3 separate regions of the Homo sapiens genome follow, and all the other regions are linked to region 1. The links are chromatin loops, found by intact Hi-C in ENCODE. Cell type or tissue: Caco-2. All regions are shown on one strand. Links, peaks and the distances in the headings refer to the core of each region. The heading gives the core; the rest is flanking DNA.

What was found. Hi-C counts contacts between places; a loop is a spot of excess contacts. Peaks named below come from ENCODE experiments on the same cell type or tissue, not always from the same donor. Only the 100,000 strongest peaks of a DNase experiment are listed, where the experiment ranks them.
Region 2: a loop joins it to region 1, with 4 times the contacts of the local background. A loop is called at or near these places in 40 of 110 quality-filtered maps.
Region 3: a loop joins it to region 1, with 5 times the contacts of the local background. A loop is called at or near these places in 54 of 110 quality-filtered maps.

What each region holds. Positions count from the first base shown.
Region 1 is chr5:42,904,705-42,915,192 of GRCh38, forward strand. It overlaps the pseudogene PRELID3BP5. Among named protein-coding and RNA genes, the nearest start is that of FLJ32255, 83 kb to the right of the region's middle. RefSeq lists enhancers at 3,825-3,874, 4,005-4,064. In Caco-2, for the core only: a CTCF peak has its summit at 4,379; DNase peaks (open chromatin) are centred at 3,997 and 4,337; H3K4me3 peaks cover 486 bases.
Region 2 is chr5:42,992,281-42,997,280 of GRCh38, forward strand. It overlaps FLJ32255 (a long non-coding RNA gene), which reads right to left and starts at 1,053. Exons shown (of 2, transcript NR_104643.1): 1 at 1-1,053. It overlaps LOC105374746 (a long non-coding RNA gene), which reads left to right. Exons shown (of 3, transcript XR_007058755.1): 1 at 1-2,967; 2 at 3,929-4,582. RefSeq lists enhancers at 18-227, 528-657, 927-1,221. In Caco-2, for the core only: a CTCF peak has its summit at 2,817 (motif pointing right); DNase peaks (open chromatin) are centred at 81, 1,071 and 2,829; H3K4me3 peaks cover 1,172 bases.
Region 3 is chr5:43,053,660-43,064,147 of GRCh38, forward strand. The region is part of intron 2 of ANXA2R-OT1 (ANXA2R overlapping transcript 1); the gene reads right to left. Among named protein-coding and RNA genes, the nearest start is that of ANXA2R-OT1, 8.5 kb to the right of the region's middle. RefSeq lists a silencer at 4,548-4,842. In Caco-2, for the core only: no CTCF peak of the experiment used is centred there; DNase peaks (open chromatin) are centred at 4,872 and 4,882; H3K4me3 peaks cover 154 bases.

The DNA of each region.
Region 1 (10,488 bases), core at 2,469-7,468:
GCTAGAAGGAAAATGGCATAAAAGCTACCTCTGGTTACCTTCATTGCTCGTTATATGCTAATTATTATGCATTGGCATGCTAAAAGACTACCACCAGAGCAATGACTGTTTATAAGTGCCATGGCAATCCCCAAGAGTTACTCTGTATCTTCTGTAAGGTAGATAAACCCCCGGTCCACAAGCTCCTGCCTCTTTCCCAGATAACTAAAGAAATAGTCGACCCCTCATTTAGCATATAATCAAGAAATAGCCATAAAATAGCCAGCTAGCTGCCCTGTCCCTTGGTGCTACCCTGACTACGGGGGTAGCCTTCTTTTTGTTTCCTTAATACACTTGCTTTCACATTACTCTTTTGGCTTGCTCTTGAATTCTTTCTGGTACAAGCAAAGTATCCACTTGGCTTCCCTGGCTGAATGCCAATTCTGGGGGTATCCTTGCATCAACAGCACCACTGCCTTCAACCAATGCCCTGGAAGGAGCTCCTCACACCCCAGTGGGGACCCTCATGATGTTATTGTAAACTTGCTTGGGACTCTGCCTTCTAGATAGAGGCAACAGGAGCAAGAAGTTTCTATGTTGGAGATCATTCCTTGTTTAGTTCTTCCTCTCCAAAGTACTAGGAGCAAGAAGTCTATGATGGAGATCATTCCTTATTTAGTTCTTCTTCTCCAAAGTACCTCAAAGATTTCCAAATTATAAAAACTATCTTTGTGTAATCAAGAATATGCTAAGGAACTTTACTTCTAGATAGACTCAGAATTCATGGTAGATGGTAAATTTTGTTATATGTATTTTACCACAATAAAAATAAATAGAAAATAAAAGACAAGAAGGAAATGAAAGAATTGAGTGACTACCACTGCCCTGCTTCTCACTAACATCCCAAGTTGTCTTTGAGGACACACCTCTCCTCAAGCTTTTCTCTGCCTGGAGAACAAGATTGCAGTCTCTGCTCCAGGACTAGCAATGTGGTTTGGGGCAATAATAAACTATTAACCAGGGTTCCTCAAAAGAGCTTTCCCTCCACAGGTTAAGGAGTACCTTTTCTTTTTATCACTTAAACCACCCTATCACAGATTGAGTTTCGTCTAAGATGTTAGGGTTTTATGTTAATACCAGTAATTCCATCTTCTGTTACAATTTGCTTCTAGAATTAATATCACCACTATGCTTCCTATGATCTGATTAGGACCAGGCACTTGGCCAGAAAAGTGTAAAAACTCAAAAGCTGATGTCTCCTGCTGTGAGACTGGATGAAACACCTTTTCCCTTGTGTTCAGGAGCCCTTGGATTACACAATTCCATATTGCTTTCAGATTGGCCAGCCCAGAGGAAATCTTAGCAGATAATCTAACCTGGGTGTTGCACACAGAGGCCACCCTGAGGGAGCCAAAGCCAGGGCTGCATTCATAGTCCCTTTATCCCCTAGACCTTCAAAAGGTTTCAAATTGAAATCACGATCATGTCATCTAAGATAACAATTAATTTCTCTTTACAATTAATTGCCATTCAGGGATGTTGTGGTTTGAATATTTGTCCCTTCTGAAACTCATGTTGAAACTTAATCCCCAATGTAGCAATATTGAGAGGTAGGGCCTTTAAGCAGTGATTGGGTCTTGAGGGCTCTGCCCGTTTGATGTCTTAATCCATTTATGGATTAACGGTTAATTGGTTAATGGAATAATGGGTTATCAGAGGATTGGGATTGTGGTTTTATTTTTTTTTAAGTAGATTTTGAGACTTCAGAACAGAAAATGAGGATGATAAGATGGGAAGCCCCCTCCATATCCAAACCACAAAAACACTCTAACTCATCTTTCACCATCTGCTTATTTTTTATGACATGGATAATTGACATGTAATTAGTCTAATAATGAGTGCAAAGCAAACACAGCTCTAGTTCCACGTTCCAATAAGATGCAACATCTAAGCTTCTCTATACTGATACTTAGAACTGCCACTATGTGAAAAGATTGATGTAATCACAGCTAGACTAGATTAATGCTGTCATCTAGTTTATGGGTTTTGATTTCTAACATTTGAGGGGACAGAAAAGTGTAAAAGTCCCAAGTGTATTCTCTACTGCATGTTTTTCATCTCTGCCCAAGGATTTTGGTGTAAAGGCTGGAAACCTTTACACCAAATCTTTACACTAAAGTTGTGAAGACACATAAATCTTTCTCCTGGGATGCCCACAAGAAGGAATGAGTCTTAGTTGCTGCAGGACCTGAGATGGGCAGAGATTATGAGAGCCTCCCATACACTTGGTGTTCTGCACTGAATTGTGTTCCCCCAAAATTCATGATAATTTTGATTAACTAATCTCCAAGTGATGGTATTTGGAGATGGGGCCTTTGGGAGACAATTAAGTTTAGATGAGGTCATGAGGGTTGGGGTTTCATAATGGGATTAGTGCCCTTATGAGAAGAGGAAGAGATACCAGGTCCCTCTCCTTCTCTCCCTTTCTTCTCTTGCCCCTCTACCCACTTCTCTCTCTCCTTCTGTGCCATGTGAGAACACAGCTACAACATGGCCATTGGCATGACAGGAAGACAGCCCTCACCAGGAGCTGAATCACTGGCGCTTTCATCTTGGACTTCCAGATCCTGGGCAAGACTCACCAAGGCAGACATCTGTAGCTGCCTGGAATTGTCTGATCTGGAGTTGATGCTCTGGAACCCTGTGGTTGTTAACTCAGAAGGCACAAGGCTAGGGATCTTCTTTCAGTCCCCGTTAGTCTATCCCCACTCTTCATTTTCTCTTTTGTTTTTCAAGTAATGAATTTATTTTTCCAATTAATGTAGCCAGCTCATGGTACAGCATATTAAAGCATAAAGTACAAATCCAAGGAAGGTAATACCTTTACTATGTTATAAAACTTTGACAAATCAATATATTACTTTTTATTATAATAAAAGCATATGTTTCTGGGAGTCATATACTACTTTAGGGATAATTTTTACTCCAAAAATATTCAAGTACTAAACCAAAACACTGGTTTTTAATGGTGGTTTATAGCAGAGCAAGTTATTTTATACACATTAATATCATTTAAAACTGAGCAATTTCTCCTTTTAAAGTGAAGTTCCTTATGCAAGCTGTTGAAGTTTATGGCAGCAGGGCAATTGTGTGTATATAAGAGGTGGCTCTGCTTTGTTCTGAAGTTCCACCAAAGTCAGGTAGTGTTCCCAGGTGTTAAAAGCTTTAAAATTCTACCTCAAAATGATTCAATGTCAATGCAAACTGCCAAGTACTTTTTGAAAAATTTTTAAATTTTCACATAAATACTGGAACTCTCAAAATTAGACAATCATTTCAAACAACACTTATTTTAGATGATCCCTTTTATTTAGACACCCTGAACCTCTTTGTTTTTATTCCATGTCACAAAGTCTTCTATCAGTCTATTTTTTAAAAATTCTACCTAAGATACGGTTTTAAAATAACAGATTGCAAGGTTGGAGACACCTGGGGTACTTGATGTCTTCCAACATCCATTATCATTTCTCTGTAAATGATGCTGCTACTATCCGAGTTCTTATGCTTCCTCTTTTTGAAGCCAGCAATTTCTCAATCTTAACATGTAGTTTAAGTATTACCCATTCCAGTGCTTCTCAGCCTTTATTAGCATTTGAAGATATTGTACTTGTCTTCAGTTCTTCAAGGTAACTGCTGAGGCTGATTCTTTTCACAATGATTGTGGTTTCTTGAGTCAAAATAGTTTTTTTTCTGGGTCCTGAAGACTATGTTTTGGCTCTTGCTGCAACAGTAAGGGACTTGCAGTTCCCACTCTGTGCAGAGAAGTCTGTGGCCTTGCAACTTTCCAGAGGGATCTATATATCCTTCCAACACATCAACCCACACCCTGCTCAGGTTCGCAGGGCTTGGGTATTTGTGCATTGCAGCTGTTGTAACAGTTTCCCACGGGTGGTGAAAGACGTGCTCTGCAGTCCAGATCTTGATGGTGCAGGCAGTCTGCTAGATGTCTGTGAAGCGCAGGGGAAAATGAGGTGAGGAGGCTACACCTGTCCCACCCCGTCGGGGGCCCTTCAACCAGCTTCGCTGTGCGCAGGTGCCGTCGGCTCCAAGTGAGGCGGTCCTCCACTCTTCGTTACAATGTAACATTTAAACCATTTAAAGCAGAGATCCGCAACGTTTTTGGCACCAGGGACCAGTTTAGTGGAATACAATTTTTCTACGGATGGAGAGGGGTGTGGGGATGGTTTCGGGATGAAGGTGTTAGAAATCAAATAATCAGGCACGCAATAGATTCTCAAAAGGAGAGCAAAAGCTAGTCTTGGTCCTGCGCATGCGCAGTTCACAATAGGGTTCGCACTCCTGTGAGAATTTAATGCAGCAGATCTGACGCTAGGCGGAGCTCAGCCAGTAATGCTCGCTTGCCCACTGCTCAGCTCCTGCTTTGGGGCCGGGTTCCTAACCGGTCCGTGGTGGGGGGGATTGGGGACCCCTGATTTAAAGAACAGTGCTAATGCCTGTTTTCTGCCTTTATTTGGAGGGCCACAGTCAGTTTCAAAGCAACTCCAGCATATGATCCACCCAGCTGTCCCCTCCCACCCTGTTAGTATCCACAGCTCCTCAAAGGCCCCTGGAATTTAGACTAAAGCCTGATCACGCCACTGCACACCGGCCTAGGCGACCCAGCGAGACCCCCATCTTAAATAATAATAAGACTCAAAAGAAAAAGAAAAAGCTCTGAGCTAGGTCCCTGCCCCCTTTCTGTCTGCTTCAGGCCCATCTATACCAACCTTGATTTACTAGTTTTGATTCCACAGTTGGAGAATAAGGGAAAGGCTTTAATCAATGTGTACAGTTTCGATGGAAGAACCATCACAATTTTGAGTAGATCTAAAAGAAAAGTTCCTTAGCACATTGCATATTATTCACTACATGAAGAGAGTTTTTCTAAATAAAAATGTTTAGGACATTCAGGAGAGGAAGAACAAATTATGGAATGATCTCCACAGCAAAGACCTCAAGGCTCTTATGCGTGCAGGGCACAGTTCCAGTGCAAAAGTCCCCAGAGACAGCATGAGGGTTCCCACTGAGGTGCCTCGGGCTCCTTCCAGGGCAGCAGTTGAAGCAGGTCCTACTGCAGGCCTGCAGAAAGGCAGGGGTTTCTCTCCTTTCCGGGTTCCTTCTTGATGGAATCGTCGGTTTTCAGCAGCTTCCGGGGACAGCCTGGACCGCAGAGAGCAGTCCTGACTCCACACAGGTGGAGAATAAGGAACAGGCTTCAATTGTCATGTACAAAGAACTATGAATTCTGAGTTGATCTAAAAGTAAAGCCCCTTAGCATATTCTTGATTACATATAAATCAAAGTTGTATAATTGAGAAAACTTTAAGGCACTTTGGAGAGGAAGAACTATATAAGGAATTATCTCCATCATAGAGACTTCTTGTTCCTAGATGAACAGTCCCAAGGAAGTTTACAATAACATAATGAGGGTCTCCACTGGGGTGTGAGGAGCTCCTTCCGGGGAATTGGCTGAAGGCAGTGGTGCTGTTGATGCAAGGATACCCCTAAAATTGGAGTTTAGCCTGGGAGACCAAGTAGATACTTGACTTTGAGCCAGAAAGAATTCAAGAGCAAGCCAACAGAGTAATGTGAAAGCAAGTTTATTAAGGAAACTAAGGAACAAAAAGGAGGCTACCCCATAGTCAGGGTAGCAATGGGGCCAGGGTGGCTAGCTGGCTATTTTATGGCTATTTCTGGATTATATGCTAAACAAGGGGTCAATTATTTCTTTAGTTATCTGGGAAAGGGGTGGGAGCTTGTGGAACCAGGAGTTTCTCCCCCTTACAGAATATACAGAGTAACTCTTGGGCATTGCAATGGCATTTGTAAACAGTCACAGTGATTGCTCGGGTGTTAGTGTCTTTTAGCATCCCAATGCATAATAATGAGCATATAATGAGCAACGAGGGTAACCAGAGGTTGCTTATGTAGCCATCTTCCTTCTAACTGGTTTGGGCTTTTTTTTTTTTTTTTTTTTAAAGGAATCATGTCTTATCAAGAGGGTATTGTGACCTGTGTCTTGGGGACCTAGCCTCCTGTTTGTCTTGCAAAACTAGTCCTGCCAAACTCCTATCTCACTGTGAGCCAGGAGCAACAAAAGGTTTGTACCCCCCTCCCCTTCCTGGGTTGCTCTGTATTTCAAGCCCTGATTGTGAGTAGTTTATGAAGGCATCCTCAGTATGTGTCTGTTCAGCTCCACAAGCGTTGGCATCTCCTGGCTGGTTTGGGACCATTGAACCCTGCCATTGGTAGAATCCATCTTTCTTTAAGGTGACTGGAGCTCCTTTGTGGTTTCAGCCACTGACTCCTGGACATGTGGGTTTTGATGGCCATTGGACCCCTCTTGAGCCTGGGAACAGCTCCGTGCCTGCTGGAAACCCAGCACAGCAGCCCACACATACCTGATTTTACATCCTCACAGAGCTAAGGGCATTGGCAGGCATGGTGGCTCAACACAGCAAGTGATCTAGTGCCCAGCCTCAGGTTTGTTCACGGTCCTGACCTGGTGGCATATGACATGCACTCTGGACCTGCTTACCTCCAGGACTGTTCTTCCAGGTTTAATGGACAGAACTCCATGGGTTCAGTCTTGTGACAAGGCCAGCAATATAGTTGAGATAGGAAAAGAGGTAAATAACACTGGCTAGTACTGAGTGTCTGTTTTTACAGTATGTTTTGTCTTGTATATAGGCCAGAAACCAGCTATTCAAATAAGCAGGGGATTAACACTAATTTGCCTTGCAAATTGGTTCAGAACCTGATAGGATTAAGGTGAAAATTGTATCATTCTGGAAGATACTCTGAAAACGCTTCTGGGTTGCTATGATTGAATCAGCCAAGGAAAGGGAGCAATGGAGATGTCCCACTGGTGGCACGAACCAGTTACTTACTGTCTATTCACTACACAAAGTGTGTCCTTATTGCAGAGCAGCCTAGACAATTACACCTACTATGTCTCATTCTTCTTGCATATTTTAGAGGCATTGAGCAGTTGTAGATAGGAGACACAATGAGGTTAGATCATAGTCCAAGATCAGAAAGCTAATTCTGCTAGAATCTGGATTCAGAGTCCAGGTCCTGCAGCATACCAATCACATAGAGTAATGAATAAAATAGGCTAGGTTGTGAAAAGGAGCATCCCAGGACTTTCTTAAATCCATACATTTTCTTTTTTTGTCTACACTCATCTAACTACATGAAAGGGAGACCTCAAAGGTGCGATGATTTTTATACCTAAGGAGAAAATAAGTTTAATTGATGTAACATTTTCAACAGTGTTTTGTGCAGGCCTTGATCCTATTTTATGTAATTAGGTGCATTCTGTCAGTTATTCGTTTTTATCTCTTTTCCTACTTCTACTGAGATTCTTCTTATTAGTAACTACTTTACTTCTAGCTATTTTATTTTTATTTCTATTGTGTGTTTTGTAGCAATCAGTCTTATATGCGACACAATTTTATGTATATATATTTTTAATTCTTCCAAAAAGTATTGGGTGTATATCTTATTTCATTTATTATTTTTCGCTTATTGGCATATTTCTAAGATTTTTATAGGTACACTTCATTTGCTGCTTCCAACTTCAACATATCAGCTTCTAATGAGCCTCTGCCAGACTTTCCCTCTCCAGTGTCCCACAGGGGGCACTCAGATGCCACCTAATCAACAATATTTCGTATGTTAGTCTCATTCTCATGAGAGAATTTATTTAGGATATACATCGTCCTTCAGCAAAATTATTCATCGAAAATGCATAACCTAATTTTATGGAGTATTGCCAGATTGTTCTTTAAATGAATGAAACATTTGTCCTCCAAAAATAGTCCATGAGAATTACTGTATACATTTATTCCCTACGGATACTTGGATTGACCCAACCATCTAATATTTGCTGCGTGTTTCTGAAGGGAGAAGCCTGCGGTGGTTTAGCAGCTGTCTGATTCAGTGTTTACTGATTTCTGACAGTATCTTCTTTTAGGGAGCCAATTTGCAATGTGGTTCAGAAAAATCATTCCCTGACACTCAGTCTAAAATCTGTGTCTACACTTTTCTATCAGATTTTTTTTTCATTTTTTTCTTTTCATTTTTTTTTTTTTTTTTGAGACAGAGTCTTGCTCTGTCGCCCAGGCTAGAGTGCAGTGGCACAATCTTGGCTCACTTTAACCTTTCCTTCCTACGTTCAAGCTTTTCTCCTGCCTCAGCGTCTCAAGTAGCTGGGATTACAGGTGCCTGCCACCACACCTAGCTAATTTTTTCTTTTAAAAATTAAAAGAAAGTGGAGACGAGGTTTCACCATATTGGCCAGCCTGGCCACGAACTCATGACCTCAAGCAATCTGCCTGCCTCGGCCTCCCGAAGTGCTCGGATTACAGGCGTGAGCCACCACAGCTGGCCTCTATCAGAATTTTTTTTTTTTTTTTTTTTTTTGAGACAGAGTCTCTCTCTTGTTGCCCAGGCTGGAGTGCCGTGGCACGATATCCGCTCACTACAATCGCTGCTTCCTGGGTTCAAACAATTCTCCTTCCTCAGCTTCCTGAGTAGCTGGGATGACAGGCACGTGCCACCACACCTGGCTAATTTTTGTACTTTTAGTAGAGACGTGGTTTCACCATGTTGGTCAGGCTGATCTCGAACTCCTGACCTTGTGATCCACCTGCCTCAGCCTCCCAAAGTGCTGGGATTACAAGCATGAGCCACAGCGTTTGTCCTAGATTTTAATGATGTTTATACCATAATAAATCTTTTTATGCTTATACTATTTGAGAGTGTTTTGTTTCTTTTCCTAAAAGCCATAAAAGAAATACAACAGTAACATCACACTTAATATGGTTACTCTGAATCCGGAGTTGAACTATTGGAATTTAGATTAGTCCCTCTAAAGATAAAGCTGAATCTCCAGTTTATACAATGTAGTAATTTATCCAAGGTCATGGGACAAATATGTACATGTTTCTTAAAAGTACCTCCTGAATGAGCTGAGGTTCTCTCAGAAGATAGCAAGATATTATTGTAAGGTGTTCTCTCTTTCTTTGAAAAGAGAAAGGAATTCATCATGCTTCCCCCTGCTCTGCTGAAAATATATGAGATGTGGCCTAACTTTGTAGTTGTCAGGCTACCTTACAGGCATGTAAATATGCGAATGCCAACTCAATACTAGTGTGCCCTCTCTCTTCTATTTGGTACACAGCAGTCTTTTGTTGTGAGAATTGTGTTATTTCACCAACAGTGGATATATTCCATTCTTTTCTTCCTCCTAAGTGGACTGTGCCGAGAAGCAGTTATTCATAAGGCCTCTCAGAAGATGGTTTCATGAGATCAAACAACCATTGTTGTTCAGAGCAGCTTCAAATTTGTGGAGTCAATGTTCATACAGCTAGTAGGGGAATCTCTTTGAGAAAATTAGAAAAATGTTTTAGGTCAAAAGTTTTACAAACTCTTTGGAAGTTTGCCTTACAGTTAAACTTTATTGGTTTAATAATAAAGTCACCTCTGGTCATACTTGATACCAAGCTTGGGCTACTAGGAAGCACAGCATTGAATATGCTCATCCCTGACCCTCTCCTCTTTCTTCTCACTCCCACTTTCTAAGGACAGCACTCTTGAATAAAGCAATCTCACATGAGTGTTTATTTCAGTGATGTTTCTGGGGGAAGCCAGGCCATTAAAATATGCCTCTCTGCTCACCTCATGTACCTCACTGTTTTTCCCCTGCTGTTGGAATCCTCAAAAATTCACTCTGTATTAACATTTATTTCAGAGTACCTTCAAAAATAGAATGATTCAAGCCAATCTTGACTCTTGAAATGGCACATGAGACATGTTCCCTATATTTGAAAAGTCTTTGACTGAGTGGGACAACTACATAGATAGAAAGGCCTTTTTAAATATCAACAAGTTAAGTTTTTTAATGCCCATTTCATGCATCACGCTAGCGCCCCCTCCTCAATTTTTCCATCAGCCAATATCTCTCCCAATCACAGGGCAAAATTATAAACAATATGTTAGAATTCTGAATCCAGTAATATACTTTTAAAAAATGCATCATAATCTAATTGAGTTTATTGGGAGCTCAACATGGGTTTGGAATTTGAAAAATCAATCTCTAATCTCCACATTAACATCAGAAAAAATAAAAGATTTTTCAGTAGATACAAAAAAATCTTTTTAAAAATCAACCCTGCTTCATTATTAATATGAAAGTCATATTAGCAAATTTGAAACAGTGAATTCCCTTAATTTGATAAAACTTATCTATTAGAGATGCACACCTAACATCTCACTGAATTGTGAAATATTGAAATATTAAAATCTGCCAATTTCTTATTGAAATAAGAAACTGCCAATCAGTGGACTCATTCTCTCACCCCCCTGCCCCACCCTATTACTGCTTGATCCAGTAAAAACCCAAGGACTTTAAATAGTGCCTTGCAGAATGATAAAATTTTTACC
Region 2 (5,000 bases), core at 1-5,000, 85 kb after region 1:
TTCTCCATCCGAGGCCTTCTAGTCCCGGTGTCACTGTCGCAGCACCTGGCGTTCGTTAGCTCTTTCACCAGCGGCGCGGAGCGGGCGGTTTTGCTGTCACGGCACATGTGGCACGGAGTTTCTCGGTGGCCGAAACCCTCTTTTTTCTCAGAGTCCAGTTTCTTGGTGACAGCGCTGTTGGTTGCGCCATAAGGAATGTTGTCCTTGACAACCCGCCGGCCGCAGTCATTCGCAAGCTCCAGGCACCGACATTTCGCAGAACTGAGGTCTCTCGGTCTCAGCACAGCTCGTTGCTCGATGCCTCCATTTTCTCGGGGCGACAGCACTCAGGTCGCCGATCTGAGGGATTCGGAGCTTCCCCAGCTGGGGTGAGCCTGGCGTTCCCGGGCGGCGGCGGCGGCGCTGGGCTAGGGGAGCCCGCCGCTCCTCCAAGCCGGTGACAGGGGAGCTGCCCGGGCGCCGTCTCTTCCCAGCGCCGCCGCAGAACCCGCAGAACAGCTCGACCTCCAGAACCCTGTGCTGTGGCGGCGGGGCTGGCGTGTCTGTCGCAGGACCCCGCAGATTCGTCTGTCGTTGGCTTGTTGGTCCTAACAAGTTTCGATTTCAGGGTGCCTGCGTTTCTTTTTCTTTTCTCTTCTTTTCCTTTTGTTTTGTTTTGAGACAGAGTCTCGCCGTGTCGCCCAGCCTGGAGTGCAGTGGCGCGATCTTGGCTCACTGCAACCTCCGCACCCCAGGTTCAAGGGATTCTACTGCCTCAGCCTCCTGAGTAGCTGGGATTACAGGCGCTCGCCACCACGCCCGGATAATTTTTGTATTTTTACTAGAGGCGGTGTTTCATCATATTGACCAGGCTGGTCTCGAACTCCTAACCTCAATAATCTGCCCGCCTCGGCCTCCCAAACTGCCAGGATTACAGCATGAGCCGCTGCGCCCAGCCGGTGACTACGATTTCTATCCCCTGGTTCAAGTCGGGGAATAGCCAAAATGTGATTTCTCAACCCAAGCAAGTACCCACTTAGGACAAACACCAGCCTAGCCCTGGCGGCGATTTCTAGGTCGTAGGAAGTCGATGTTTCGCCACAGAAAGGCTGAGTGACCCTGTGACTCATTTCCCAGCAACTCCGGGTTTCCTGTAGCCTAATCATAACAAACGCAGAGTTAGCCCTGCCTCAAGTTTCTTTTTTCTTTTTCTTTTTTTTTTTTTTTTTTTTTTTTTTTTTGAGACAGAGTTTCTTTCGTCCAGGCTAGAATGCAGTGGCGCCATCTCGGCGATCTCGGCTCACTGCAACCTCCACCTCCCGGGTTCAAGTGATTCTCCTGCCTCAGCCTCCCAAATAGCTGGGATTATAGGCGCCCGCCACCACACCCGGCTAATTTTTGTATTTTTAGTAGAGACGGGGTTTTGCCACATTAGCCAGACTGGTCTCAAACTCCCGACCTCAGATGATCCACCCGCCTTGGCCTCCCAAAGCCTCAAGTTTCTAAGTCGTGGCAAGTTCCGGCTTCCTACTAGTACGGCTTGCTTTAGCTGCGCAGGAGATGTTCAACTCCTGTAGAAATCTGTGTACCAGCGAATGCGATTCATTTAGGTTTAGCGATGACCAGTTTAGCAGTGCCTGGGAGCTCTTACACCAAGGCTAGCTGCGCAACATCAAGTCCCGCCTTAGCTATGTTGGTGTTTTTTAAACTCCCATGGAAGTCAGGAAATGCCGGCAAAAGCGATTTCTGGTTTACGAAGCTCGGTTTGACGATAGCAATTTCCGCCGAACGCGACTTTTTCCTCTTGTGGACCAAGTCGGGATATATCAGCTACTACGATTTTTTAGTCGTAAACAGGTTTAACCATGACTGGGTTTTGTTGGTTTCTTGTTGTTGTTGTTGTTTGTTTTTGTTTTTGTCCTAAGAAATGTAGACTTAGGTGTAACATGTACCGGTTTAGATCTAACAGGGATATCCTAATCACAGAATTGCTTCTTTTGGCAATACTTGTAATTTCTGCTTTGTAGGGTTGGTTCTCTCTAATTTTTGCTTATTTTTAAATGCTCTTTTTGTGTCTTTTGCTCTGAGAACAATGCTACCGGTAGTTTCCAGTGTGTTTGCTTTGCCTTTTTATTTGAATTTTAGAATTTATTATTTTAAAATTTTATCTTATTTAAATGTTATTCATTTTTCTTCTACTAATTTTGAGTATCACAGCTTCGTACTCCTTGACTTGCATTCTCTCAGGAGCTGGGGAGCCAAGCTCGGTCTCCGCTTCGGTGGTTTCAGGTCCCGGGTTCTGTCTGGCGGCTCTGCTTCTAATGCGGAGCTGGCGGTTTTGCAGCAACGCTTTTGCCAGTAGCGCCCACTGAGCGGTTTTTCAGTTGCTGCACCGTTCTTAGCGCCCAACGGAACGTTTCCCGTACGCGGAGTCCATAAGTTGTCTGTGTCGTCACTTTCTCGGTTCTGGCACCGCTAGTATCTCCTAGGAACTTCCTAAACCCGTTTTACGGTGCAGAACGGTAATTGCACCGAGCCTCTGTGCCAACTAGTACTTCCGTAATACCGTTAGCCGGCTCTTTTCCTGTCACAACACATTAAAACGTGTTAAAACACATTAAACGGATTAAACACATTAAACGGATTAAAACACATTAAAACGTCACAACACATTTAAACAGAGTCGGTCCATTCCTCCAGACAGTATGTTTCGGGATGGAAGCACCCCTCCTAAGAATCCGCAGTTTCTTTCTAGCAGCACCGTTATGGCGCCTAAACGGATATTTGTTTGGCAATACCAGCGCTATCCGCTAGGTGCCGGCGCTTGCTGAGTCTCAGCGCCGCCAGATTCTTGCTAGCGAGGTCCAGAGCAGTGCAGAGACCTAGCGGACAGTTTTCCGGTGGCAGCAATGCTCATTTCCCGGACACAGATGGTTTTTGGCCCCTGAAGAACTCTTTAATCCCTGCGTTTTGTAGCGCTCGTTCTCTGTAAGGTTTGCTTAGTATCCGTTTCATTTCGACTTCTTTTCTCGCTGTTTTTCTGTCGGAATTACGATTTGTTTTGTTTCTATGTGCTCTCTAGAATTTTACCGGTTTTCATTTGTCTACTAATTTTCGTGCATTCGTTACTATTGAGTTTCATAATATCTGGGTGCCCTCTGCCCACGAGCTCCGGAGAGCATAAATACCCAGGCTGATGGTAGTGCTAAAGGTTCTGCTTCATCTCGTCAATCAGCGCAAACGCTTATGTCCTCCTGCTCTGAGGCTTAATTAAGCGATGGAGCAACATTTTCTTGGCTATGTGAAGCCTGCTTGAGATTCCGCAGAGGTGGTGCCTGAGCTCCAGCCTCGGCCTATTTTGAATTCAGAAGACTGTGATATTACTGTGTGAGCCACCACTTTGGGAGGCCAGCATGGGCAGATCACTTGAGGTCAGGAGTTGGAGACCAGCCTGGCCCAAGTGGTGAAACCCCATCTCTACTAAAAATACAAAAATTAGCCGGTGATGATGCATGCCTGCAATCCCAGCTACTCAGGAGGCTGAGGCAGGAGAATCTCTTGAACTCGGAGGCAGAGGTTGCAGTGAGCTCAGATCGTGCCACCGTCCTCCAGCCTAGGCAGACTGAGACTCCGTCAAAAAAAAAAAATCTTAGAGTTATATTTTATGAAATAATAGGTAGTCATTAAATGTCTGGGTCATTCTCAACTTTACAAAAGTACTGTAGGCAAACATTTTTCCAAAGAAAAAGTGTTATTATTAAAAGGAAAATAGTTTTATCTAATTCAAAGGTTATTTAGGAAAAAGGTAAAAACATACTGTACATTTTATCAAAATAATTCCTGTGTAATTATTACTAGGTTTTTATTTGCTTAGAAAAACTGAGATTAAAAAAGGTTATTATATCTACATAACTTTCTGTAATTCTTTTAACGTTTTTGTGTTACCAAGTTACAGGGCTTTCACTCCTGGGTCGAAAAAGGTCACCAACTCCTACTAAATCTTAAACATTAACAGCAACTGAAGCCTCATCTTCAGACCTAAGAGAAGATGAAAATCAGAAGAAGCTGCATTCACAAGACCTGTGTCCAGAAAATTAAACTATTCAACCCCCTAGTCCCAGGGACTATTGCAGAAGAAGTGGGTGTTTGGACTTGTAAGGACCTACTTTAAGAGAGAAAGTTAGTTCAGTATTTCTCTATAAACAGTGGTTTTGTTTTGTTTTGTTTTGTTTTGTTTTGTTTTGACAGGAACTAGCTCTGTCACCTGGGTTGGAATGCAGTGGCATGATCCTGGCTCACTGCAACCTCCATCTCCCAGACACAAGCGATCCTGCCACCTCAGCCTCCTGAGTAGCTGGGACTGCAGGTGTGTACCACCATGCCTGGCTAATTTTTGTATTTTTTGTAGAGACAGTGTTTCATCACATTGCCAAGGCTAGTCTCAAACTCCTGAGATCAAGGAATCCACCCACCTATGCCTCTCAAAGTACTGAGATTACAGATGTGAGCCACAATGGCCAGCCTATAAAGATTAATATAAAAGGAACACTGATGCAAGACCAGCCTGTGGGCCCCTGTGTCAGATTAGCAATGTTTTCTTGAGGTATTAACCCATTCTTTTTTTAAACATTATAAAACGTTATGAAAGGTTTATAAAATTATTGCTTCTGGTCAAGATGATTAAAATTTAATACACTTGTCTATAAGATTTGAGAAATAGATTTAATTGGCTTCATTCTATCTTCATTAGGTCTTATTTTTTGGGAAAGTAAGTCTCAAAGAGTAAAAGGTTTTGCCTTTTTGTTTTTGAAATATTTGAGTTACCACTTTGACTAAATGACTGACTTATTTTACAATGACCTGTGATTCTATTTTGTGATATCAAGTGTTTTAAACATTGACCTTGTTTTAAGTATTTGACAAACTTTCTAAAATCCAATTCTAAATTCGGTCTTTTTTACCTCATTAATTTTTTTGACATTAAGTCCCCTGAAATCCAAAGAGATATATTTGGCTTATTT
Region 3 (10,488 bases), core at 2,460-7,459, 150 kb after region 1:
GCTGAATAGGAACAGCTCCAGTCTAAAGCTCCCAGCGTGAGCAACACAGAAGACAGGTGATTTCTGCATTTCCAACTGAGCTTTGAAGAGAGCAGTTGTTCTCCCAGCATGGAGTTTGAGATCTGAGAACGGACAGACTGCCTCCTTAAGTGGGTCCCTGGCCCCCGAGTAGCCTAACTGGGAGACACCTCCCAGTAGGGGCCAACTGACACCTCATACAGCCGGGTGCCCCTCTGAGACGAAGCTTCCAGAGGAAGGATCAGGAAGCAACATTTGCTATTCTGCAATATTTGCTGTTCTGCAGCCTCCACTGGTGATACCCAGGCAAATAAGGTCTGGAGTGGACCTCCAGCAAACTCCAACAGACCTGCAGCTGAGGGTTCTGACTGTTAGGAGGAAAACTAACAAACAGAAAGGAATAGTATCAACACCAACAAAAAGGACATCCACACCAAACCCCATCTGTAGGTTACCATCATCAAAGACCAAAGGTAGATAAAACCACAAAGATGGGGAGAAACCAGAGCAGAAAAGCTGAAAATTCTAAAATCAGAGCATTTCTTCTCCTCCAAAGAATCACAGCTCCTCGCCATCAACGGAACAAAGCTGGACAGAGAATAACTTTGACGAGGTGACAGAAGTAGGCTTCAGAAGATCGGTAATAACAAACTTCTCCGAGCTAAAGGAGGATGTTCAAACTCATCGCAAAGAAGCTAAAAACCTTGAAAAAAGATTAGACGAATGGCTAACTGGAATAAACAGCATAGAGAAGACCTTAAATGACCTGATGGAGCTGAAAACCATGGCACAAGTACTACGTGATGCATGCACAAGCTTCAGTAGCCGATTTGATCAAGTGGAAGAAAGCGTATCAGTGATTGAAGATCAAAAGAATGAAATGAAGTGAGAAGTTAGAGGAAAAAAGAGTAAAAAGAAATGAACAAAGCCTCCAAGAAATATGGGACTATGTGAAAGGGCCAAATCTACATTTGATTGGTGTACCTGAAAGTGACAGGGAGAATGGAACCAAGTTGGAAAACACTCTTCAGGATATTATCCAGGAGAACTTCCCCAACCTAGCAAGGCAGGTCAACATTCAAATTTAGGAAATGCAGAGAATGCCACAAAGATACTCCTCAAGAAGAGCAACCCCAAGACACATAATCGTCAGATTCACCAAGGTTGAAATGAAGGAAAAAAAGGTTAAGGGCAGCCAGAGAGAGGTCAGGTTACCCACAAAAGGAAGCCCATCAGACTAACGGTGGCTCTCTCAGCAGAAACTCTACAAGCCAGAAGAGAGTGGGGGCCAATATTCAACATTCTTAAAGAATTTTCAACCCAGAATTTCATATCCAGCCAAACTAAGCTTCATAAGTGAAGGAAACATAAAATCCTTTACAGACAAGCAAGTGCTGAGAGATTTTGTCACCACCAGGCCTGCCTTACAAGAGCTCCTGAAGGAAGCACTAAAGGAACAACCGGTACCAGCCACTGCAAAACATGCCAAATTGTAAAGACCATTGGTGCTAGGAAGAAACTGCATCAACTAACAAGCAAAATAACCAGCTAACATCATAATGACAAGATCAAGTTCACACGTAACAATACTAACCTTAAATGTAAATGGGCTAAATGCCCCAATTAAAAGACACAGACTGGCAAATTGGATAAAGAGTCAAGACCCATCAGTGTGCTGTATTCAGGAGACCCATCTCACCTGCAGAGACACACATAGGCTCAAAATAAAGAGATGGAGGAAGATCTACCAAGCAAATGGAAAACAAAAAAAGCAGGGGTTGCAAACCCACTCTCTGATAAAACAGATTTTAAACCAACAAAGATCAAAAGAGACAAAAGAGACAAAGAAGGCCATTACATAATGGTAAAGGGATCAATTCAACAAGAAGAGCTAACTATCTTAAATATATATGCACCCAATACAGGAGCACCCAGATTCATAAAGCAAGCCCTTAGAGACCTACAAAGAGACTTAGACTCCCACACAATAATAATGGGAGACTTTAACACTCCACTCTCAACATTAGACAGATCAACAAGACAGAAAGTTAACAAGGATATCCAGGACTTGAACTCAGCTCTGCACCAAGTGGACCTAATAGACATCTACAGAACTCTCCACCCCAAATCAACAGAATATATACATTCTTCTCAGCACCACACTGCACTTATTCCAAAATTGACCACATAGTTGGAAGTAAAGCACTCCTCAGCAAACGTAAAAGTACAGAAATTATAACAAACTGTCTCTCAGACCATAGTGCAATCAAATTAGAACTCAGGATTAAGAAACTCACTCAAAACCGCAAAACTACATGGAAATTGAATAACCTGCTCCTGAATGACTACTGGGTACATAACTAAATGAAGGCAGAAATAAAGATGTTCTTTGAAACCAATGAGAACAAAGACACAACATACCAGAATCTCTGGGACACATTTAAAGCAGTGTGTAGAGGGAAATTTATAGCACTAAATGCCCACAAGAGAAAGCAGGAAAGAACTAAAACTGACACGCTAACATCACAATTAAAAGAACTAGAGAAGCAAGAGCAAACATATTCAAAAGCTAGCAGAAGGCAAGAAATAACTAAGATCAGAGCAGAACTAAAGGAGACAGAGACACAAAAAACCCTTCAAAACATCAATGGTATCCAGGAGCTGGTTTTTGGAAAAGATCAACAAAATTGATAGACCACTAGCAAGACTAATAAAGAAGAAAAGAGAGAAGAATCAAATAGACGCAATAAAAAATGATAAAGGGGATATCACCACCGATCCCACGGAAATACAAACTACCATCAGAGAATACTATAAACACCTCTATGTAAATAAACTAGAAAACCTAAAAGAAATGGATAAATTCCTGGACACATCCACCCTCCCAAGACTAAACCAGGAAGAAGTTGAATCCCTGAATAGACCAATAACAGGCTCTGAAATTGAGGCAATAATTAATAGCCTACCAACCAAAAAAAGTCCAGGACCAGATGGATTCACAGCCAAATTCTGTCAGCGGTAGGAAGAGGAGCTGGTACCATTCCTTCTGAAATTATTCCAATCAGTAGAAAAAGATGGAATCCTCCCTAACTCATTTTATGAGGCCAGCATCATCCTGACACCAAAGCCTGGCAGAGACACAACAAAAAAAGAGAATTTTAGGCCAATATCACTGATGAACATCGATGCAAAAATCCTCAATAAAATACTGGCAAACTGAATCCAGCAGCACATCAAAAAGCTTATCCACCATGATCAAGTTGGCTTCATCCCTAGGGTGCAAGGCTCATTCAACATACACAAATCAATAAACCTAATCCATCATATAAACAGAACCAAAGACAAAAACCACATGATTATCTCAATAGATGCAGAAAAGACCTTCAACAAAATTCAACAACGCCTCATGCTAAAAACTCTCAATAAACTAGGTATTGATGGGACTTATCTCAAAATAATAAGAGCTATCTATGACAAACCCACAGCCAATATCATACTGAATGGGCAAAAACTGGAAGCATTCCCTTTGAAAACTGGCACAAGACAGGGATGCCCTCTCTCACCACTCCTATTCAACATAGTGTTGGAAGTTCTGGCCAGGGCAATCAGGCAGGAGAAAGAAATAAAGGGTATCCATTTAGGAAAAGAGGAAGTCAAATCCTCCCTGTTTGCAGATAACATGATTGTATATCTAGAAAATCCCATCGTCTCAGCCCAAAATCTCCTTAAGCTGATAAGCAACTTCAGCAAAGTCTCAGGATACAAAATCAATGTGCAAAAATCACAAGCATTCCTATACAACAATAACAAACAGAGAGCCAAATACTGAGTGAACTCCCATTCACAATTGCTTCAAAGAGAATAAAATACCTAGGAATCCAACTTACAAGGGATGTGAAGGACCTCTTCAAGGAGAACTACAAACCACTGCTCAATGAAATAAAAGAGGACACAAACAAATGGAAGAACATTCCATGCTCATCGATAGGAAGAATCAGTATTGTGAAAATGGGCATACTGCCCAAGGTAATTTATAGATTTTTTTTTTTTATTTTTTGAGACGGAGTCTCGCTCTGTTGCCCAGGCTAGAGTGCAGTGGCTTGATCTTGGCTCACTGCAAGCTCCGCCTCCCGGGTTCATGCCATTCTCCTGCCTCAGCCTCCCAAGTGGCTAGGACTACAGGCACCCACCACAATGCCCGGCTAATTTTTTGTATTTTTTTAGTAGAGACAGGGTTTCACCATGTTAACCAGGATGGTCTGGATCTCCTGACCTCGTGATCCGCCCACCTCAGCCTCCCAAAGTGCTGGGATTACAGGCATGAGCCACCGCGCCCGGCCGGTAATTTATAGATTTAATGCCATCCCCATCAAGCTACCAATGACTGTCTTCACAGAATTGGAAAAAGCTACTTTAAAGTTCACATGGAACCAAAAAAGAGCCCACATTGCCAAGACTGTGGGGGAAATAAAGAGAGATCAGGCTGTTACTGTGTCTATGCAGAAAGAAGAAGACATAAGAAACTCCATTTTGTTCTGTAGTAAGAAAAATTCTTCTGCCTTGAGATGCTATTAATCTGTAACGCTAGCCCCAACCCTGTGGTCACAGAAATATTTGCTGTGTTGACTCAAGGTTTAATGGATATAGGGCTGTGCAGGATGTGCTTTGTTAAAAATGTGTTTGCACGCAGTATGCTTGGTAAAAGTCATCACCCTTCTCTGGTCTCAAGTACCCAGGGACACAATGCACTGTCGAAGGCCACAGGGACCTCTGCCCAAGAACGCCTGGGTATTGTCCAAGGTTTCTCCCCACTGAGACAGCCTGAGACATGGCCTCGTGGGAAGGGAAAGACCTTACCGTCCCCCAGCCCGATACCCATAAAGGGTCTGTGCTGAGGAGGATTAGTGAAAGAGGAAGGCCTCTTTGCAGTTGAGATAAGAGGAAGGCATCTGTCTCCTGCTCGTCCCCGGGAATGGAATGTCTTGGTGTAAAACCCGAACGTACATTCTATTTACTGAGATGGGAGAAAACTGCCTTATGGCTGGAGGTGAGACATGCTGGCGACAATACTGCTCTTTACTGCACTGAGATGTTTGTGTAAAGTCAAACATAAATCTGGCCTACAAGCACATCGAGGCACAGCACCTTTCCTTAAACTTATTTATGACACAGAGTCCTTTGTTCACATGTTTTCCTGCTGACCCTCTCCCCACCCTGCCACATCCCCCTCACCAAGATAGTAGAGATAGTGATCAATAAATACTGAGGGAACTCAGAGACCAGAGCCGGTGCGGGTCCTCCATATGCTGAGCGCTGGTCCTCTGGGCCCACTGTTCTTTCTCTATACTTTGTCTCTGTGTCTTATTTCTTTTCTCAGTCTCTCATCACACCTGATGAGAAATACCCACAGGTGTGGAGGGGCTGGCCCCCTTCAAAGACAATCCTAAGCAAAAAGAACAAAACTGGAGGCATCATGCTACCTGACTTCAAAGGATACTACAAGGCTACAGTAACCAAAACAGCATGGTACTGGTACCAAAACAGAGAGATAAACCAATGGAAGAGAACAGAGCCCTCAGAAATAATACCATACATCTACAACCATCTGATCTTTGACAAACCTGACAAAAACAAGAAATGGGGAAAGGATTCCCTATTTAATAAATAGTGCTGGGAAAACTGGCTAGCCATATGTAGAAAGCTAAAACTGGATCCTTTCCTTACACCTTATACAAAAATTAATTCAAGATGGATTAAAGACTTAAATATTAGACCTAAAAACCATAAAAACCCTAGAAGAAAACCTAGGCAATACCATTCAGGACACAAGCATGGGCAATGACTTCATGACTAAAACACCAAAAGCAATGGCAACAAAAGCCAAAATTGACAAATGGGATCTAATTAAACTAAAGAGCTTCTGCACAGCAAAAGAAACCACCATCAGAGTGAAGAGGCAACCTACAGAATGGGAGAAAATTTTTGCAATCTACCCATCTGACAAAGGGCTAATATCCAGAATCTACAAAGAACTTAAACAAGTTTACAAGAAAAAATCAAACAACCCCATCACAAAGTGGGCAAAGGATATGAACAGACACTTCTCAAAAGAAGACATTTATGCAGCCAACAGACACATGAAGAAATGCTCATCATCACTGGTCATCAGAGAAATGCAAATCAAAACCACAATGAGATACCATCTCACACCAGTTAGAATGACGATCATTAAAAAGTCATGAAACAACAGATGCTGGAGAGGATGTGGAGAAACAGGAACACTCTTACACTGTTGATGGGAGTGTGAATTGGTTCAACCATTGCGGAAGACAGTGTGGTGATTCCTCAAGGATCTGGAACTAGAAATACCATTTGATCCAGCCATCCCATTACGGGGTATATACCCAAAGGATTATAAATCATGTTACTATAAAGACACATGCACATGTATGTTTACTGCAGCACTATTTACAATAGCAAAGACTTGTAACCAACCCAAATGTCCATCAATGATAGACTGGATTAAGGAAATGTGGCACATATACACCATGGAATACTATGCAGCCATAAAAAAGGATGAGTTCATGTCCTTTGCAGGGACATGGATGAAACTGGAAACCATCATTCTGAGCAAACTACCACAAGGACAGAAAACCAAACACTACACGCTCTCACTCATAGGTGGGAATTGAACAATGAGAACACTTGGACACAGGGTAGGGAATATCACACACCCAGGCCTGTCATGGGGTGGGGGGAGGGAGGAGGGATAACATTGGGAGGAATATCTAATGTAAATGATGAGTTAATGGGTGCAGCACACCAACTTGGCACATGTATATGTATGTAACAAACCTGCACATTGTGCACATGTACACTCGAACTTAAAAGTATAATAAAAAAATTTTAAAAAGAAAGTAGCATTTTAGAAAACAACTTCTCAATAAATAGCCTATAAACAAAAAAAAAAGTAAAAAGAAAAATAAGTGCATCCTATAGACAACACAACACAATGGGCCATGACCCAGCCAGGACATGCCAACCTGTGAAGCTGGACAGATAGATGCCTAGAGCAGAGCCCAGGCTGCCCACAAGAAATTGCTGAAAACTAAGGCTTAGGACAGACTGGAACCCAGAAAAGAAAGGAACCCCGGTCTTGGTCATGGTTCATGGCACCACTCCTTTATAACAATGCCCTAGAAGAAGCCCATGCACCTCAGTGGGAGCACTCATGCTGTTCTTGGGGAACCTTCATAGGACTGTGCCCTGCCTTGAGCTGGAAGTCTCTGCAGTAGACATCCTTCCATATTTTGTTCTTCATCTTCTGAACGCCTTCAAGGTTTTTCAATTGGAAAAATTCTATCTGCATAATCAACAATGTGCTAAGGAACTCTACTTTTAGATCTTCTTAGAATTCATAGTTCTTTGTACATGAGGATTAAAGCATTCTTCTGTATTCTCCACTTGTGAAATAGATTTGAGGTTGGTGGAGTCAGGATTGGAAACACATACAGGTGGGCAGGGGCATGAAAGGGACTGGGACCCAGATCAGAGCTGGAGGCTGAACTCCAGGGAGCCTTTGAATAGCTATGGATATCACCAGGGTGGGAAGGGACAGTGCTCCACTGTCCTGGGATTCTCTTGAAACTGAGCTTGGCCTCCCTGCTGAGAGCAGAGAACAACCATCAATAAATATTCCTTCAATGGTCTGAAGTTTACGTTTACAGGGTGGAGGTGGAAATTAAATTTAGGGAGCCATGAGGAAGACCCCCAGCCCTGTGCCTTTTGAATTGACAACCATGGCATTTCAGGGCATCAGCTCCAGGTCAGGCATTCTCAGGCAGTTGCATAATTCTGCCAATGTGGGGCCCGCCCACCTCAAAAATCCACATGGATTGGATCCAGCAAAACCAAATATTCAGCAAAACTTCAAGATCTAGCAACACTGAAGGCTCAAGTACATCACCGGTGCATACTTGGCCCAAGGAGGCTATTCTCTCACAATCTCTACCCAGCTCCGGGCCTGCAGCATCTGAGACTCACTCCTTCAAGCTGCAGGTATCCCAGGAAAAAGATTTATGCATCCTCATAGCTTCAACATGCAGTGTGTCAGGCACAGAAAAATGGTTGTCTTCAGAAAGTGATAAAAAAAACATGCAGTAGCAATCACCCTTTGGACTTTGAAACTTTTCTGTCACCTTAGATGTCAGAAACTAAAACCCAGAAACTTGGTGTTGGCATTAATTTGGTCTAGCTATGAAGACTTTTTTTTTTTTTTTTTCACACAGTGACAGTTCTGAATTTGAATATAAAGGAGCTTAGGTGCTATAATCTGAATGGAACGTGGGAATAAAACTGTCTTTGCCTTGTACTTCTTGTTAGATTAATTAAATACCAATTATCAGTATAAGAAAATGGCAATAAATTGTCAAAGTGGAATTGGAAAGTGTTTTTAGGATTTGGATATGAAGCAGGCTTCCCATGTGACCATTCTCACTTCTTATTCTGAAGTCTAACACTCTGCTTTTCTTTCTCTCCCTCTCTTCATTGATTCTTCTAGTGGCTGGTGTTTGGGTATTGTGGGAACTGAGCTTTCATCTCCTATGTTAGCCATAGAGATGAGGGCTTTGAGGGCACCATGGAATCCGATTGCTGGAAATAAATCAATCTTAAAGGAAAGGAAAATTTAAAAATCAGGTGCAACAAAAGCAAAATGAGAAAACTGCTAAACTCTACAATTCTATAAAGAAGAATTGCATAAAAAGGAAATAACAGGAAAAGGTAAGAAAATTTAAAAGGATATCAGAAAATATAGCATACAGGGTCAGAAAGATTTGAGAATATGACGAGATGGTTTTAGAAGGCAGGATGGGGCCGGGCACGGTGGCTCATGCCTATAATCCCAGCACTTTGGGAGGCTGAGGCAGACGGATCACGAGGTCAGGAGATCGAGACCATCCTGGCTAACACGGTGAAACCCTGTCTCTACTAAAAATACAAAAAAAAAAAAAAAAAAAAAAATTAGCCGGGCGTGTTGGCGGGCACCTGTAGTCCCAGCTACTCGGGAGGCTGAGGCAGGAGATTGGCGTGAACACGGGAGGCGGAGCTTGCAGTGAGCGGAGATCGCGCCACTGCACTCCAGCCTGGGAAACAGCGAGACTCTGGCTCAAAAAAAAAAAAAAAAAAAAAAAAAAAGGCAGGATGGGCTGGGCGCGGTGGTTCACGCCTGTAATCCCAGCACTTTGGGAGGCCGAGGCGGGCCGATCGCCTCAGGTCAGGAGTTCGAGACCAGCCTGACCAACATGGAGAAACCCCGTCTCTACTAAAAATACAAAATTAGCCGGGCATGGTGGCCCGCGTCTGTAGTCCCAGGCAGGAGAATTGCTTGAACCCGGGGAGGGGGTGGGGCGGAGGTTGCAGTGAGCCGAGATCTCGCCATTGTACTCCAGCCTGGACAACAGGAGTAAAACTCCGTCGAAAAGAAAGGAAGGAAGGAAGGAAGGAAGGAAGGAAGGAAGGAAGGAAGGAAGGAAGGAAGGAAGGAAGGAAGGAAGGAAGGAAGGAAGGAAGGAAGGAAGGAAGGAAGGAAGGAAGGAAGGAAGGAAGGAAGGAAGGAAGGAAGGAAGGAAGGAAAAAGAAAGAGAGAGAAAGAAAGAAAAGAAAAGAAAGGTGGCAGGATGGAATTTGGAAAAAATTAACATTTTAAAAATAGAAATGTAAAGGCGGATGGAAGGAGAGAAATTGAACAACAGGAAATGGATACCATGCATCTCTGAAATAATAACTGTTGAAAATTAGTGTGTCAATTTTAGGGTTTAATGCATTATTATAAACAAGTGGATAAACAAATATAAGTGCATATACCAGTTATGAAAACATGTCTTAAGGACTATGATTAGGACTTATCTATTACTCAGTGTCATGCTTCTAATGGCCGGTTGTGTTTTTTTTTAAAGAAAGAAAAGCCCCTATAAATGTGGCTCCTAAATATCCAGCCCTCGAGGTTGTTCCTTTGCAGGAGTCTGTTCCTTTTGGCCGGCTGCTGAACCTAGGGAGGCAGCGTGGGATGGAGTTGGCAAACATCCTGCAAGTCCACGACCCATGAAGAGCCGCTATGGTACCACTAGCAGTGCTAGGACCCAGAAACTAGCGAAACTGTTTAGGAGAAGCTGCGGGCTGGACCCACCAGCGGTGCTGCCACGGAGGTCAATCCTGCTTTGACAAGTGAGCGGTGCTGCAACTGAGAAAGTTACAGTCTGAGGAACCAGGGGTACTGGGACACAGGAAAAGGAGTCAGCCAGCTTGCTTTAGGCACACAGTAAGGGAAGGGTCCCCAGAGAACCTCCGGAATAAAAGAACTTGCACAGGCGCCTGGCCTAAATGTGCCCTTGCTGACTAAGGGCCCGCATATGCACTGGGGCAATGGGGGTGGAGCCACCAGGAATTTGCGCCTTATACAAACAGGGAACC